2 separate regions of the Homo sapiens genome follow, and region 1 is linked to region 2. A link is a contact called in ENCODE Hi-C or POLR2A ChIA-PET data. All regions are on one chromosome and are shown on one strand. Each heading gives the region's core, a stretch centred on a gene start or an enhancer-like site at or near the end of the contact. The rest is flanking DNA. Distances are from core to core; before and after follow the strand shown. Region 1 holds the start of ABI2 (abl interactor 2). Region 2 has its middle 44 kb from the start of RAPH1.

The links. A loop is a pair of places that touch in the nucleus more often than their neighbours do. ChIA-PET counts read pairs that join two places held with the same protein, here RNA polymerase II (POLR2A). Pooled maps may share reads with other maps.
Region 1: a pooled map shows a loop between it and region 2 (2.9-fold over the local background). The contact joins the promoter of ABI2 here to the enhancer-like site in region 2. A Hi-C loop is called at or near these places in 1 of 50 pooled maps. POLR2A ChIA-PET finds 5 or more read pairs at or near these places in 3 of 52 experiments (MCF 10A, OCI-LY7 and activated T-cell).

What each region holds. Positions count from the first base shown.
Region 1 is chr2:203,326,636-203,329,800 of GRCh38, reverse strand. ABI2 (abl interactor 2) reads right to left here and starts at 1,407. Exons shown (of 12, transcript NM_001375670.1): 1 at 1,170-1,407. The coding sequence starts at 1,286. RefSeq lists silencers at 839-1,188, 1,465-1,652, 1,409-1,748 and an enhancer at 1,550-2,520.
Region 2 is chr2:203,577,879-203,580,732 of GRCh38, reverse strand. No RefSeq gene overlaps it. Among named protein-coding and RNA genes, the nearest start is that of RAPH1, 44 kb to the right of the region's middle. Within about 2 kb of position 1,477, at least 12 of the 41 ENCODE cell types and tissues checked have a DNase peak (open chromatin) inside an H3K27ac peak, as active enhancers do.

The DNA of each region.
Region 1 (3,165 bases), core at 158-2,657, 250 kb after region 2:
CGCGCCACTGCACTCCAACCTGGACTACAGAACGAGGTTGTGTCTCAAAAAGAAAAGAAAAAAGAAGGATCCCTGGAGAGATGGAGGTGGGAGCAAGAAAAAAGGAAAAAAAAAAAGACTGTGAAGAAACAGTTTAACATATTGCTTCCATTTCCATCTTTATCCCAAGAGAATTTAAACGGGAAAGAAAAAAAATGGAGGCAGAACCCATAATTCAAAATAACCATAAAAAAAAAAGCAAAAGATTTTAGATTTTGCAAACTGTGCCTTTTAACCTGCTATCCTTTCAAGTAATTTTTAAAGAAGGATTTTTTTAATCCACAGAATATTTTGCTTCATCCAGGAGCAGCTGGATCTCATACCATCCGGTATCCCCCGCCTCCATACACACGCCCCTACCACTATCAGCCCTTGAGCCAAACGATCCATCACGGTAAAAAAAAAAAAAAAAAAAAAAAATTAAACCAGGAGGTTCATCTTCCCAATTCTCTCTAAGAAACAGTCATAGTCTGTCCTCCTCCCACCCCCAGGAAAACTGCCTATTCTAACAGAACTAGGAGGGAGGGGGGAATCAGCTCATCATCCTTCTCCATAGGGAAAAAAATGGCATTAACTTCCAACAAGAAACTGCTGCTCTTCTACCGTATCCCCTTTAGAACATAAAATATTAAGAAAGGGTTTCTGAAGCATTCACAGGAACAGAAAACTGAAGCCTGAAGCACTTCACTCTGCAGCAAGATAACCCCTTAAAAATCATCCAGAATTTGGGGGATGGAGGTAACCCGTCAACACCCGCGACACCCCTACCCTAAGGTGGGGAGCAGGATTCCGTCAAACAGAAAATGCCACTCTCCGCCCCCTCCGCCATCCGGAACGCTGACCGGCGCGGAGTGCGGGGGCGGCCGAGGGCGGGAGCGGCGAGGAGGCGGGACGCGACACACGCACCACGCCGAGAACTGCTTCACCGCTTTTTTAAAGGTTTTTAAAATGCAGTTTCTCCAGCCGGAGAATTCCCACCCATTCACCAGCCCCAGCCCTCACCCAGCTCCCCACCCCCATCGGGGGCTCCGCTGGGCCGTGTCCCCGAGGCGGCCTCGGCCCCACGCCCCGAGGCGCGCGGCCCCCGGCGGGGGGGTCCCCGACGCGGCCCAGCTGGGGATGCTTCGCACCTGTATGTAGTTGTTCTCGCAGTAATCGGCCACCCGTTCCAGATTTGTGTAGCTGTCGAAGAGGGCCCGGCGGCCCCCCGGGATTTCCTCTTCCAGCAGCATCTGCAGCTCCGCCATCTTCACATCCTCCTCCTCCTCCTCCTCATACAGGTCGCAGAGGGAGCGGCGGCCGCAGCGCCAAGGAAACCCAGGACCGGGAGAGGAGGAGCGGCGGCGACGGCGGCGGTAACTCGGAAGGAGCGAGAAACAGCCCCAGCGCGCGACAGGGGAGGGGGCGACGGGGGCGGGGCGCGAGCCGACGGACTCCGAGGACGGTCACCGCGGCGACGGCCGGCCGGGCGCGCGCACGCGCGCTCCCTTCCCTCCGCCCCCGGGAGCCCGAAAAAGATTCCCACCCTCGCCCGCGCCGCCGGCCCCTCCCCCACTTCCGGCGTCTCCTAGCGACGGCGGGGGTAGGGGCCGGGATGCGCGCGGGAGTTGGTGGTGCAGTTAACCCTTCCGCCGCCCGCCCGCCGCTGGAGCGGCTGGAGAAGCCCCCACCTCCCGGCGGCCTTTGTTAGCCCGGCGGGAACACACCACCCTGCTCAGCTGGCTTCCTGCCGGCTCCCTCCGGGACTCATCTCGGCTCCGTCCCCATGGAGGTCATCGGCCTAGGGAACTTCTCGAGGCTTTTCTCCCTCTGCTGCTGACGGGAGGCCGAAGGAGGGCACAGCCTCCACTCTTGGGACCCTCCTCTGTGAAAGATCACACCTCAACAGGGCAGGAATAAAACTTCCACGCAGCTTTCAATGCCACCTGACTTCATTTTTCTCAGATTTGACCTCATCCTCTTTGTTGCAGTGAATTGCAGTTTCCTAACCCCAGCTTTCCTGCGCCCCTGCCTCTTTGCACTTCCCCACTAACGCTGTTCTCCCCTGCCAGATTAGCCCCTTTCTCTCCTGGTTTGCGGTGCCGTGGGCCTCAGCTTTTTATGTTTGCCATTTCTATGATTCGCTTCCTCACTCATAACCTTTTCTGTCATTTCTCTAATGCTATCAACTTCGCTGTCCTTTTTCCTATTCATGGATTCAGTATTTAAAATTTTGAAAACGATTTTGCTAGTAGTAATTGCCTTCTTCACAGGGCTGTTACATAGATAAAATCAACGTTTATTGTGAAAATACCTTGAAAAAACATTAAGTGCTACAAAAATTCAAGGCAGATAATTTTCCTCTTGCAGAGTTATAATTCTGTTTTTATTCTCCAGATACTGTGTCTTGTTTTCCTAAATCAGACTACCCCACACAATGTAATCTGGAAAAACTAAAACTCCTGACCATTGCTGAGATATGAAGCCATGACCTTTATTTGTGCTGTGGAAAATCAAAGTTGATTCCAGGCAGTACCATCTTAGACTTGTGTAGTTAGAACAAGATCCATTGTTTCAACACTTTTCTTAATCTGGTGATCTCTTGGCCCTCCTACAGTGAATTTTTTTCATTCAGATGATGAGGAAACTTATACTTTCAAAAAAAAATCACTTTAGGACGGGCGCGGTGGTTCACGCCTGTAATCCCAGCACTTTGGGAGGCCGAGGCGGGCGGATCACGAGGTCAGGAGATCGAGACCATCCTGGCTAACACAGTGAAAACCCGTCTCTACTAAAAATAAAAATAAAAAAATTAGCTGGGCATGGTGGCGGGCGCCTGTAGTCCCAGCTACTCGGGAAGCTGAGGCAGAAGAATGGCGTCATCCTGGGAGAAGAGCTTGCAGTGAGCGGAGATCGTGCCACTGCACTCCAGCCTGGGCGACAGAGCGAGACTCCGTCTCAAAAAAAAAAAAAATCACTTTAATACCATATCATTACAAATATCTGGAGCAAACCCTAATGTTATATTGGCTTCATGATACATACATTAGCAGAATGTATGAGTTTTCACTGTGGAACCTAAATTAAAGGATATTGAAAATGTTGGTCTAGTCCAACTAGTTTTATTCTTAAGCACTTTAACCATCT
Region 2 (2,854 bases), core at 228-2,727:
CCTTGGCTATTTTTTTTAAATAGAATTTTTAGTTTCTTTTTGTTGTTGTGTTTTTATTTGTTTGTTTGTTTGAGACAGAGTCTCACTCTTTTGCCCAGGCTGGAGTGAACTGGCACGATCTTGGCTCACTGCAACCTCCGCCCCAGGGGTTCAAGTGATTCTCCTGCCTGAGCCTCCCGAGTAGCCGAGATTATAGGCATCCACCACCATGCCTGGCTAATTTTTGTATTTTCAGTAGAGACAGGATTTCGCCATGTTGGCCAGGATGGTCTCAAACTCCTGACCTCAGGTGATCCACCTGCCTCAGCCTCCCAAAATGCTGGGATCACAGGCATGAGCCACCACACCCAGCCTGGGAATTTTTAGTTTCAAACAGAGGGGAAGCATTAAAAAAAAAAGTTTACATAAATGCTAGATTATTTACCATTACAAACAGAATTGCAGGCATATGCAATGAGTAGTTAATACTCTAATGTCTATTATTGGCATGCTTTTATTTTGTTTTGTTAAAACAGTCCATACTTGTCTCTATTCACTATTGAAGGAAATAAAAATATTTCACCCCAGAATATATTTATTTGACATACTTTGTGATGGCTCTTCAGAGGGCCTGCAAAGAGAAGTAGCCCTGGAAAGCTGTCTATTGTCAGGAAAATATGCATCTGGAAGCTATACATTGCTGCAGCCAGGCTTTCTCTGAGACTTTCCCTTGGCTGGATCTAGGAAAGATTAACTGGAAGTCTGACACCTTCAAAGGTCTGAAGGAATCATTTACCTTCTATTCTCTCTGAGGGCTGCTACCCGGCAGGCAAGACTACCTTTGCTAGCCAGGCCTCCTCTTCTCCCTCTCCCATAACCTGTTTTGTCACCATAAACTGTTTTGTCACAATCCAAGCCCCCCCCTTCTTTGTGTAAGCTCAAGATGGCTTATAAGCTTCTGAACCCCACTGAGGGATCAGGGTAATCACTCTGCGGTTCTTGTCTGTGTACACATTAATACATTTATATGCCTTTTCTCCAATTAATCTGCTTTTGTGAGTTGATTTTTCAGCCAACCTTCAGAGGGCAAAGGGGAAGCTTTCCCTTGGCCCCTACACTGCCACTTCATACCCTTATTTATAGAGCACTGTCATAATCATTCTATTAATCATATGATTAGTACAAGTCTTCGACACTGTACATGATATTTTTAGACAATGCTGAACAGTGATTGCAATCTTTTAGTAATTTCATAAATGTAGAGACCTCAGCTTTCTCTCTTGGGCTACATTAAATACATTCACCACATCAAACCAGAGCCACAAATTTCAGTTTGAGTCAGTTGTGTTTGTTTTCTGTTTATTTATAAACCCTGCCTCTTCCCAGAAAGGATTTGAGGCTGTTCTTACAGTTGGTTAGTCACACCAGTCCTTCTGAGACCAACTGTTGGTAGAAACCAGTATTTCTGGTTCCTTACTGCCTGTGGAACCTACGAGTGCTGATTCATAGCAATCAGGGACCTGTGCAGACTGGCTCAGATAACCACCAGTAGAACTGGCCATGCTGGCTTGCTTCATCAGCCAAGAGAAGTGCCAGCCAAGGTCCTGAACTCTACAAAGCCTATGTCTTTCTTATCAGTATAGAATAGGCAATCACTTCCAACTCTATCTCTTACTCTACTAGGAAAAAATATACCCAACTTAAGAAGAATTTCTCAAAGACATCATGTCCTGGGCTCTGACTGTCAAATGTCAACATCGTCAACATAATCACACTGCTGCCAACTCATGGGATACATATGTGTGTTCTGTCATCAGTGTACTTTCTTCTCATACAGACAGCTTTCCAAATCTAGCCTTCCTATTCACATATTTATACTGTTCATTAGGAGCCAGAGATTTTCAAGGGAATACCCTGCTAAATGGCTGGATGGGTGATCAATGTTTTGATAGCCCAGAGACACAATGTTCCTTCTGCGTTATGAACTTGTCACCCCTCATTTAACTCTGGACAGTTCTTATATAAGGGCTTTCAGAGGCAGGGAGAAAGATCTGATTCCACAGAAACTGGGGTTGATGATCCAAGTGGCAATTTTCTCCCTTGAGTAAGAATTAAATCAACACACTAGTTGAAACATGACCAGTCCTGGCAAATTTTGATTTTCTAAAAACACACCATTGCTTGAAACCAACACCAGAGTAGTTTCAAGGTTTTCAAGGAAAACTCTTCCCCTCAAAATGATATTATTTCTTTTCTTCCATCAGAAAGTCTTTCATGAAAGAAAGCAACTCCATGTTCCCAGATCTAGTACAATATCTAGTACATAACTCATAGTGGTATCAATAAATGTTAAAGGAATGGATGAATGAAAGAATTCATGAATAAATGAGTCTCCTCCTCTTTAACTCCCCCCGCCCCTGCTTTTATCTCCAATCTCTTGAACAACGCTTCTTTAACTCTAAATACCTCAAACTGTTAATCCACCAGGTAAAGGCTTTTATAGAAGAGTTGTCAAATTGAAAGAGTGAAAACATCTTCAGGAATAAGATAAAGTCAAACTGTCTCACTGTAATCCCTAACAGTGTTGGAACATTCCACTTTCAGTGTTAATTTCAATAAATAAAAATAATTATCTAATTTTATCTCAATGATGTTTCCATTGTTTATTTTTTTACATATAGTATCCATGTGGAGTGTTTACTCTTACATATATCAGGGATTGTTTATCTAATTATCTGATCTCTATCAGCACTTAAGGTTGTAAAAAAAAAATAGTGTAGCAATATTGTCTATCTACATGTCTTCAATCCAAAGAAGAAAAATAGTCTTAAAATAGAAGACAGTATTTACAATGGTGGTGAACTTCAATAAACAG